3 separate regions of the Homo sapiens genome follow, and regions 2 and 3 are each linked to region 1. Evidence: chromatin contacts called from ENCODE Hi-C or POLR2A ChIA-PET data. All regions are on one chromosome and are shown on one strand. Each heading gives the region's core, a stretch centred on a gene start or an enhancer-like site at or near the end of the contact. The rest is flanking DNA. Distances are from core to core; before and after follow the strand shown. Region 1 holds the start of DNM2 (dynamin 2). Region 2 has its middle 24 kb from the start of KEAP1. Region 3 has its middle 14 kb from the start of TIMM29.

What was found. Hi-C counts contacts between places; a loop is a spot of excess contacts on that map. ChIA-PET counts read pairs that join two places held with the same protein, here RNA polymerase II (POLR2A). Pooled maps may share reads with other maps.
Region 2: a loop to region 1 is called in a pooled map, with 4 times the contacts of the local background. The contact joins the enhancer-like site here to the promoter of DNM2 in region 1. A Hi-C loop is called at or near these places in 1 of 168 maps with a recorded cell type or tissue (natural killer cell) and 11 of 50 pooled maps. POLR2A ChIA-PET finds 5 or more read pairs at or near these places in 5 of 52 experiments (GM12878, HCT116, activated B cell and 2 more).
Region 3: a pooled map shows a loop between it and region 1 (3-fold over the local background). The contact joins the enhancer-like site here to the promoter of DNM2 in region 1. A Hi-C loop is called at or near these places in 1 of 168 maps with a recorded cell type or tissue (endothelial cell of umbilical vein) and 4 of 50 pooled maps. POLR2A ChIA-PET finds 5 or more read pairs at or near these places in 5 of 52 experiments (HepG2, MCF 10A, Panc1 and 2 more).

Annotation. Positions count from the first base shown.
Region 1 is chr19:10,716,362-10,719,962 of GRCh38, reverse strand. It overlaps DNM2 (dynamin 2), which reads right to left and starts at 1,884. Exons shown (of 21, transcript NM_001005361.3): 1 at 1,560-1,884. The coding sequence starts at 1,720. It overlaps MIR638 (microRNA 638), which reads right to left and starts at 1,559; the gene lies at 1,460-1,559. RefSeq lists enhancers at 726-865, 2,306-2,425, 2,616-2,805 and a silencer at 1,356-2,025.
Region 2 is chr19:10,477,385-10,480,985 of GRCh38, reverse strand. No RefSeq gene overlaps it. Among named protein-coding and RNA genes, the nearest start is that of KEAP1, 24 kb to the left of the region's middle. RefSeq lists an enhancer at 1,674-1,743. Within about 2 kb of position 1,910, at least 6 of the 41 ENCODE cell types and tissues checked have a DNase peak (open chromatin) inside an H3K27ac peak, as active enhancers do.
Region 3 is chr19:10,940,677-10,944,277 of GRCh38, reverse strand. No RefSeq gene overlaps it. Among named protein-coding and RNA genes, the nearest start is that of TIMM29, 14 kb to the right of the region's middle. Within about 2 kb of position 2,062, at least 4 of the 41 ENCODE cell types and tissues checked have a DNase peak (open chromatin) inside an H3K27ac peak, as active enhancers do.

The DNA of each region.
Region 1 (3,601 bases), core at 635-3,134:
CAATGAGCTAGAGACAAGGTAGCAAAAGAGGAGATTTGTGCTGCTTGGAGCAAAGCCCCAAGGCTCTGGGATGGCAGACACAAGGCCTTACGCCAGCCTAGTGGCCTTGGGTGATCACAGTCCCTTCTGAGCCTCCCAGCTCAGCTAAGGTGGGGATGATAACACAGCCTCCACCCCACTCCTTACTTGGGATTCAAGATGTTGAATCAAGAAGGGACATTATCCCTTGACAATGATAACAACAATAACAATGACAATAATGACAGGAGGAGGATGTTATCATTTGGCAGCCACACCACCACAAATGAGTAGTTCCTGGAATGGAGAAGTGGCCGCCCATCTGGGAGACAAGAAAGGCAAGAGGGGTTGGTGGGAGGGAGAGGTGGCTGCACGGGCTGTTCTCATTCATTTGCTTCCTGAATCCTGGAAACAGCCCCAGAGAGTGGAGTTTGCCCACTGGACAGATGGGCACACCGCGGCTTCTCAAGGCTGTCCAGAGAAGGCTACATCCCAGCGCTAGCCACTGAGGCCTGATCACGCAAGAAGCCCCTTCCCAGGCTCCAAAGGAGGGCCCCCAATTTGTAGGCTGTAGCTGGGAGGCGGGCCCCTGTGTTCTAGCACTCGGAAAGGAATCCTGAAGTAAGGTACCCCCAGAGTCCTCCTTCCAGCTGAGAGGGGAAGTAGGGTCCAAACCTCCTCCTTCAGCTCTGTTCTCCCCTCTACCCTCCTACCACCCCTTTCCAGAGCCGTTGTGCCAGACACTCAGGGGTAGTCATGGGCAGACTAGGAGATGGCCAGACAGACAGAAGAATTCACACGGAAGAGAGGAGCCAGCGCTAGCCAGGAATCAAGCTGTAAGAGTCAGCCAGAGAGAATCAAACAGGGTCCCCTAGGAGTCAGCTAGCCAGTCAGACAGTAGAGGCCAGCTGGTGTCACCCAACAGAGGGACTGCTCAGTGTTAAAGTCTGTGAGGGGCACGGATGGGCGGCCAGACAGCAGAGGTCACCCTGGACAGCTAGCCAGACAGCAGGGGGCTGCCAGGTGGGACTGGACAGATGGACAACCAAATGGTGGTGGCAGGGAGGCTTGCCCAGGACAGAGAGACAGCCAACCAGACGGCGGGGGCAGCTCCAGATACAAGAACAAGCCAGCCAGACCGCAGCGGTCGCCCCAATAGATATCTAGATGGCCGGTTTCACCTCTGATGGACAGCCCGAAAGAGCAGAAGAGGGATCTACCCCAGACCCACGGCCAACCAGATGGCAGACTTCACCCACGAAAGCTGGGACCAGATGGACCGCAGGGTTCCAGCGCACCTCCTGTCCTACGGCGCCCTGGCCCGTGACACCGCCCCTGGGGCCCGGGCCTGCTCCGGAGCCCCTGCAGGGAGTCCTCTGCCCAGGGCGTCCCACAGGGCCCGCCTCCCCGACCCCGTCCGGTTCCCCGCCGCGGGCACGCAAGCGCCGCAGTTACGCCGGCGGCGCACGGCGCGCCATTCCCGGTCCGCCCTCCGCGCCCTAGGCCGCCACCCGCCCGCGATCCCTGCCGCGCCCGCTCACCGGCCCACGAAGTTCTCCAGCACCGAGCTCTTGCCGGCGCTCTGGCCGCCCACTACAGCGATCTGCGGCAGGTCCAGGTGGCAGCTCTGGCCGATGGAGCTGAAGGCGTCCTGCAGTTTGTTGACCAGCGGGATCAGCTCTTCCATCCCGCGGTTGCCCATGGCGCCGGCGGCCCCCGGCCCGAGCGCCCTGCGCTCCTCGCCCGCCGCCGACCCTCAACGACCTGGCCCCGCGGCGTCTGTAGCCGTTGCTCCCCGCCCGCCCGGGCCTCGGCAAGACGCCCGCTCCCGGCTCGGCCTCACGGTCGCCGCCTCATCCGGTTCTCAGGCGACACCCGACCCGAGCGACCTCCCGCCCCGGCCCCGGGGGCTGCGCCCAAAGCACTCGCGCCGCACGCGACTGGCCTGCTGCACCGCCACTCGGATACACTAGCCAATAAAAACTAGGCACGGGCCTATGGTTGAGTAAACCTTCCCCCTGGGGACCGTCTTGCTGACTTATTGGACAAAAGAACCGTCACTGTTGTGCAACAGCCAATAGCGGCAGAAAGCAAGTTGTCAAGAGAGGAAGGGGGTGTTTCCGAAAAAGGCACGTTGGCTCTGCCCATTGGCGAAGTTCCACCATCTTATTGGCAGGCAGACGTGCCAGTAGACAATGTGGACCAATGGTGTTGGGGATTGAGCTACTACCTCGTTCCCTAAGAATTTCCCATTGGTTCATATAAATATCACTTCGTTGCTCCAGCCAACCAGGCAAAAGAGGGCGGGCTTTAACATCCGAATCTTGACTATCATTGAGAACCATATCTGTCAATCAGAAAAACTCCCGTTCTTCCTTGTGATTGTTGGATGTCTGCAACAGCCTTCTGAAGTATAGGATAGATCCCACCGTACTCGCTCAAGGGCGACACCTCGTGGTGGGATCCGATGTCTCGATTTTTGAGTTTCCTGGCACTGGGGAAAACTACAAGTCCCAGAGCGCATCTCAGTTCCCAGACTGCAAACCAGCTCTGGGAGCAGGGTCCCAATGCGCTCTGCAAATGGTAGAGGCCAAGTCATTGCTTCCTAGGGATAGAACGCAATAAAATCACTCCTCCACGCCTTTGCAAATGCTGTGCCCTTTCTGCTCACGCCCGATCTTGACGCCGCTAACACTCCAATGTTTTCCCCCACTTCTTCAACTTTAGCAGATCATGAATCTTTTTTCTTTTCTTTTTTTTGAGGCGGGGTACTCACTCTGTCACCCAGGCTGGAGTGCAGTAGCGCGATCTTGGCTCACTGCAACCTCCGCCTCCCCGGTTCAACCAATTCTCCTGCCTCAGCCTCCCGAATAGCTGGGATTACAAGTGTGAGCCACCACGCCCAGCTAATTTTGTATTTTTAGTAGACGGGGTTTCACCATATTGGCCAGGCTGGTCTCGAACGCCTGGCCTCAAGTGATCCGCCCGTCTTGGCCTCCCAAAGTGTTGGAATTACAGGTGTGAGCCACCGCGTCTAGCTAATGAATCTTCTTTTCTTAGAAACTGGGTCCTTACTCTGTTGCCCAGGCTGGGGTGCAGTAGTGCACTCATAGCTCAATTCAACAAGCACCTGGGCTCAAACGATCCTCCCGCCTCAGCGTCCCGAGTAGCTGGAACCACAGACGTGCGCAACTATGCCCAGCTAATTATTTTTATTTTATTTTTTATAGAGACAGGGTCTTGCTGTGTTGTCCAGGCTGGTCTCAAACTCCTGCGCCCAAACGACCCTCACAGGCCGGCCTCCCAAAAGTGCTGGGATTACATGTGTGAACCCCCCCAACTGGCTTTAGATCTTTTTGAGTACCCACTAAAACTCAACAAATCCTCTCCCCGTGAAAAGACACGCTATTTTGTAGGCAAAATTGGGGTTCTGGGAACTGGAACTCCTGACAGTGGACAGAGACAAATAGGAGGATTTGAAGTGTTTTGACCCCTCTGGAGACAAATAGGCCAGAGACAAGGAAACCCAGTGAGAAGGCAGGAGCAGGTAAGTGCTCTGACCTGAGGCAGCACAAGAAGATGG
Region 2 (3,601 bases), core at 661-3,160, 240 kb after region 1:
CTTTTTTTTTTTTTTTTTTTTTTTTGAGACGGAGTCTCGCTCTGTCGCCCAGGCTGGAGTGCAGTGGCGCGATCTCGGCTCACTGCAAGCTCCGCCTCCCGGGTTCACGCCATTCTCCTGCCTCAGCCTCCCAAGTAGCTGGGACTACAGGCGCCCGCCACTACGCCCGGCTAATTTTTTGTATTTTTAGTAGAGACGGGGTTTCACCATTTTAGCCGGGATGGTCTCGATCTCCTGACCTCGTGATCCGCCCGCCTCAGCCTCCCAAAGTGCTGGGATTACAGGTGTGAGTGAGCCACCGCACCTGACATTTTTTTTAAAATGTAAATCTGTGTGGAAGTGTCTCAAAAATTAATATTGCCTCAGTGAATGAAATAATCAGAGACTTGTTTTGTCTGCCTTAACTGAGTATATATAAAAGTTGTTTTAAAATTTTGTATTTGACCGGGCGCGGTGGCTCACACCTGTAATCCCAGCACTTTGGTAGGCCGAGGTGGGCGGATCACGAGGTCAGGAGATCGAGACCATCCTGGCTAACACGGTGAAACCCCGTCTCTACTAAAAATACAAAAAATTAGCCGGGCGTGGTGGCAGGCACCCATAGTCCCAGCTACTCGGGAGGCTGAGGCAGGAGAATGGCGTGAACCCGGGAGGCAAGAAAAAAAAATTGTTGTTGACTGGCAAATTCTTTTTATTTATTTATTCTTTTTGAGATGGAGTCTCACTCTGTTGCCCAGGCTGGAATGCAGTGGTGTGATCTCGGCTCACTGCAACCTCCACCTGCTGGGTTCAAGCGATTCTCCTACCTCAGCCTCCTGAGTATCTGGGATTACAGGCCCATACCGCCACTCCCGGCTAATTTTTGTATTTTTTAGTAGAGGCGGGTTTTCACCATGTTGGCCAGGCTGGTCTCGAACTCCTGATCTTATATGATAACCTCGGCCTCCCAAAGTTCTGGGATTATGGGCGTGAGCCACTGCGCCCGGCCCTAAATGATTTCTCATGTGGCATAGTGAGTTCCTTCATCAGCTAGTTTCGGTTTCTTCCCATCTTCATGGGGTGAGCTGAGTCTTTTGCCTTCCCGTCTGCTCAATTGGGGGCAAGGGAGCACAGGGGGGTCTTTGGGCCTTCTATCTATGGGTGCCACAGAAGCGTTTGCAGGGGTCGGCCTTAAACTGGAAAGGAGGAAGGGACTGATCTCAGAAAAAGGGGGGATGACAGATGCCTTCTGAGTGTGGGGAGGACAACGATAGGAAACACTCTGGAAACGGGGAACAGCACCAGGCCCCTTCTCGGGAAGAAGAAACAACGCTGGGGAGCCTTGAGGAAGGGGGGACGGCTCTGGCTCTGGGGTCTCCTCAGGAGGGGATAATGGCATGGGGGTCCCCGCCAGAAAGAGGGGATGATGTCCGGGTTTCCCGCGGGAAGAAAGGACAATGCGGTGCTGGCCATCAGGACAGGGTAGTGACAGCAGGGTCCCCTCAAGAAGGGCGGATGACGCCAGGATCCCCCTCAGGAAGTGAGGACGACTCTGGGGTCACTCAGAAAAAAAGGGATGACGCCAAGTGTCCCCTTCTGGAACGGGCGACTGGTGTCAGGATATTCTCAGGAAAAGAAGGACGACGCTGGGGTCTGCCGAAGAGACTAGGAACGACGCTGGGGCCACTCTCAAGACGTTGTGAGGCCTGGATCCCCTCAACCGCTTCGGGGTCCGGGGCTCCCGCTATCGCTCTAGCGCCTTTGGCTCCGCACGCCTCACTTCGCTCAGCTCTCGGCTTCCACCAGCGAGGCGACCGCGCCTCTCATTGGCTGCCTTTTCAAGTGATGACAATTACACCAGCCAATCGTAGTCGGGAAAAAAACTCCCGCTCGTTCTCGCCTCGCCTCCCCCCTCGTTCTGCGAGTGCGCTGGGTCCCTATTCTGCTGTAGCCCGCCCCCCCGCCCCTTAGCCCTACTCTAGGGGGCGCTCACGGGCTCCGACTCCCAGCCCTACCTCCTTCCCTGCCTATGCCTGTGACCCTTTTTATAATAATAGTACTTACTTAATAGGGCTGTTGTGAGCATTTACCTCGATGATTTACGTAAAACAAACAGTGCTTGTCACATAACAACCTCTCGGTAAACCTAAGCTATTGTTATTTGGATTTTACAATGGGGGAAACTGAGGCATGGTTTCCCCCCTTGGCCAGTAACCTGCCCAGACTAACCCAGCCATTAACTTGGCTGAGTTGGAGCCAAAATCCAGGAAAGCTGAATCTAGAATCTGTGTGCTTATCCACCACGTTTTTGTGCCTCCCAGATAATAAATACCAGATGTTTTTCATTTCCCCTGATTATAAAATAACTTTCTGATTATAAAAGTAATATAGACTGGGTGCAGTGACTCACGCCTGTAATCCCAACACTGAGGCAGGAGGATCGCTTGAGCCCAGGAGTTTGAGACCAGCTTGGGCGACATAGTGAGAACCCATCTTTACAAAAAGTTTTTTTAAGTAGCTGGGGGCAGGGGCAGGTGCCTGTCAGCTATTTGGGAGGCTGAGGCAGGAGGATTGCTTGAGCCTGAGAGGTCGAGACTGCAGTCAGCTGTGATTGCACCACTACACTCCAGTCTGGGTGACAAATGAGACCCTGTCCCAATCAATCGATCATCAATGAATGTAATATATGCTCATTGCAAAATGTTCAGAAAATGTCAAAGACTACACAAGACACAGATCTTTCTTTTTTAAAAAATTATTTTAGTATTTATTGATCATTCTTGGGTGTTTCTCGGAGAGGGGGATTTGGCAGGGTCATAGGACAATAGTGGAGAGAAGGTTAGCAGATAAACATATGAACAAAGGTCTCTGGTTTTCCTAGGCAGAGGACCCTGCGGCCTTCCGCAGTGTTTGAAGACACAGATCTTTCTTAATCCCACCACTGGAGACACTGTGAATATCTGGATGGGTAACTGCCTTTTCTCTGCATGTTACTTTTCAGTAGGATCATATAATACAGAATATTTTGAAACCTGCTGTTCTGACTGTGAATATCTCTGGCCATTTCAATAAACATAGATCCACCTGATTTTTTTTTTTTTTTTTTTTTTTTGGAGACGGAGTCTTGCTCTGTTGCCCAGGCTGGAGTGCAGTGGCACAATCTCGGCTCACTGCAACCTCGGCCTCCTGGGTTCAAGCAGTTCTCCTGCTTCAGCCTCCCGGGTAGCTGGGACTATAGGCGCATACTGCCACGCCCGTCTAATTTTTTGTATTTTAGTAGAGACAGGGTTTCACTGTGTTGCCCAGGCTGGTCTCGAACTCCTGAGCTCAGGCAATCCACGAGCCTCGGTCTCCAAAAGTGCTAGGATTACAGGCGTAAGTCACTGCGCCCAGCCCACTTGATCATTTTTAATGGTTGCATATTATTCCATCATATAGGTGAAAAGTAATTTAATAACTCCTTAATAGTGGTCACCTGGATTATTAATAATTCTTCACTATTCTGACCAAGGAGAATAGAGACATTTTTTACTTTAGATATTTGAGCATTTGCATCTTTGCATCTTTTTTTTTTTTTTTTTTTTAGACAGTCTCACTCTGTCACCCAGGCTGGAGGGCAACG
Region 3 (3,601 bases), core at 813-3,312, 220 kb before region 1:
TTTTTTGTATTTTTAGTAGAGACAGGGTTTCACCGTGTTAGCCAGGATGGTCTTGATCTCCAGACCTCGTGATCCACCTGCCTCGGCCTCCCAAAGTGCTGGGATTACAGGCATGAACCACCACACCCAGCCTCTCCCTCTTTTTTTTTATTTTTATTTTTTTTTTGAGACAGAGTCTCACTGTTCAACTAGGCTGGAGTGCAGTGAGATGATCATGGCTCACTATGGAGTCAACCTGCGGGGCTCAGGTGATCCTCCACCTCAGCCTCCCAAGTAGCTGGGACTACAGGAGCACACTACCTCACTCAGGTAATTTTTTTTTTTTTAGAGGGAGTCTTGGTCTGTCACCCAGGCTGGAGTGCAGTGGCGCGATCTCAGTTCACGGCAACCTCTGCCTCCCAGGTTCAAGCGATTCTCCTGCCTCAGCCTCCGGAGTAACTGGGATTACAGACACCCACCACCATGCCTAACTTTTTGTATCTTTAGTAGAGATGGGGTTTCACCATGTTGGCCAGGCTGGTCTCGAACGCCTGACCTCATGATCTGCCCACCTCGGCCTCCCAAAGTGCTGGGATTACAGGTGCGAGCCACTGTGCCCTGGCTATATTTTATTTTAGTATTTATTTATTTATTTGTTTATTTATTTATTTATTTATTGAGAGGGAGTCTTGCTCTGTTGCCCAGGCTGGAGTTCAGTGGCATGATCTCAGCTCATTGCAACCTCTGCCTCCCAGGTTCAAGTGATTCTCTCACCTCAGCCTCCCCAGTATCTGGGACTACAGGCACATGCCAGCACATCTGGCTAATTTTTGTATTTTTAGTAGAGACAGGGTTTTTACTAAATTTTTCATATTTTTAGTAGAGATGGGGTCTCCCTATGTTGCCCAGGTCAGTCTCAAACTCATAGCTCAAGGGATCCATCCACATTAGCCTCCCAAAGTGCTGGGATTACAGGCATGAGGCACTGTGCCCCACCGTGACAGTTTACTTCATTGTGGTCATCCTCTTGATATTTTGAAAGCATTCAAACTCTACAGTGGCTTTTATATAATTAAACAACAATTTTAAAGAGATGGAGGTGTCACTATGTTGACCAGGCTGGTCTTAAACTCCTGGTCTCAAACTCCTCGTCTCAAGCAATCCTCCCATCTCAGCCTCCCAATGTGCTGGGATTACAGTGTGAGCCACCACGTCCAGCCTATAGTGGCTTTTGTAAAAACCCCTACAGAGTGAGGCCTATCATATTATTTCAAAAGCCTACACCCAATATCTAACTGTTCTCAGAAGAAATAGGGAGACTTTTCAGAGCATCACTACCTAAGCAAGGTCACAGATTGGAGCCCCAGCTGGGAGGAAACAGAGCTATCAACATTAGATGTGCCTCAACAAAGACCAGTGCAGTCCCTGCAGGGGATGATGAAAACTTTTCAAAGCCAGCTGTCCCACGAGTAAAGTTTAAACCAATCCACAGAGCACAGATCCTACACTGATAAGCAATAACACTACAGCAGAACTCAAGCAATGGAAAATCCTACAAGTTTTAGCATGAATAACATCCACAAGAGCTGGGTTATTAGAGCAGAGCACCTCTCCCTGGTTTTGATTCAAAGAACTTGCCAGAATTTAAATTAATTATTTTTTCATGTAATTATTTGCTGCAAGGCTGGGCACGGTGGCTCACGCCTGTAATCCCAGCACTTTGAGAGGCCGAGGCGGGCGGATCACAAGGTCAGGAGATTAAGACCATCCTGGCTAACACGGTGAAACCCCGTCTCTACTGAAAATACAAAAAAATTAGTCATGTTGGCCTGGCTGGTCTCGAACTCCTGACCTCAGGTGATCAGCCCGACTTGGCCTCCCAAAGTGCTGGGATTACAGGCGTGAGCCACTGTGCCCGGCCCCTGCATTTTATTTCAATGGAAGGATGTCTAACTTAATTTTCCCACAAATGGTTTCCAGATCATCTCTCATTCAGGGCAAACACCAGATCAGGCCTCTACAAGGAACGACAGATTAGTGCAGCTGGGAAATGGGTAACACCCACCTGATAGAGAAAGGGGGTTCTTGCTCCCTCTAGTGTTCACCACACACTACAGATGTCCTGCTGTTCCCCTGTAAGGCGACCAGTAATACCTACCATGTCAGCTTTGAAATAACCAAGATGTCACTAAGTAGATGGGTGAATAAACCAACTGGGGTCCATGCAGACAATGGAATATATTCCGTAAGATAATATATTACACTAGAAAAGAACTAGCTGCTCAGGAGGCTGAGGTTGGAGGATCACTTGGCCCAGGGGTTCGAGACAAAAGCCTGAGACCCCATCTCCATGAAAAAAAAAAAAAAATTAGCTGGGCCTGGTGGCACATGCCTGTAGTCCCAGCTACTCAGAAGGCTGAGGCAGGAGAATCGCTTGAACCCAGGAGGCGGAGGTTGCAGTGAGCCGAGATTGCGCCACTGCACTTCAGCCTGGTGACAGAGCTAGACTCCATCTCAAAGAAAAAAAAAAAAAAAATCTGCCGGGTGCGGTGGCTCACGCCTGTAATCTCAGCACTTTGGGAGGCCGAGACGGGCAGATCACGAGGTCAGGAGATGGAGACCGTCCTGGCTAACGCAGTGAAACCCCGTCTCTACTAAAAATACAAAAAAAAAATACAAAAAAAAAAAATTAGCTGGGCGTGTTTGCAGGCGCCTGTAGTCTCAGCTACTGGGGAGGCTGAAGCAGGAGAATGGCCTGAACCCGGGAGGCGGAGCTTGCAGTGAGCCGAGATCCTGCCACTGCCCTCCAGCTTGGGCGCCAGAGCGAGACTCCATCTCAAAAAAAAAAAAAAAAGCTCCATAGGTACCTACCCTGTGTTCACTTTATCTTATGGAAAGTGACCATTTACTGGGCGCCAGACGAATACATAATTGACTATCCCCCTACCTGCTCCTTTTCTGTAGGAATATGTGAATTACATATGGATACATTTGGGATACATTACATATATGGATTTTATTACACATGGACACATTACTCTCCCATTTGCCCTCCAGCCCACTTTTCCCCTTTAAATACTGAAGCCCTCAAAATAATTTTTGGAGAAAGACACAGATTATGAACTGTGTCCGTGATTCTATGTTTCGTTCTTTTTCTCTTTTTCTTTTCTTTCCTTCCTTTCCTTTCCTTTCCCTCCCTCCCTGCCCCACTCCTCCCTCTCTCCCTCCCTGCCTCCCTCTGTCTCTCTCTGTCTCTCTGTCTCTTTCTGTCCCTCTGTTGCCCAGGCTGGAGTGCAGTGGTGCACAGCGATTCTCCTGCCTCAGCCTCCTTAGTAGCTGGGATTACAGGTGCCCACGACCGCGCCCGGCTAATTTTTGTATTTTTAGTAGAGATGGGGTTTCACCATGTTGGCCAGGCTGGTCTCAAACTCCTGACCTCGGGTTATCTGCTCGCCTTGGCCTCCCAAAACGCTGGGATTACAGGTGTAAACTACTGCACCTGGCCCTGTGTTTATTTCTTCCAGGCATGTCCTAAACCTTGGCAAAATGAATTTCTAATTTGATGGAGACCTGTCTCAGATACTTCAGATACTATTCATTTTCAAATAATGAATAGCTATTC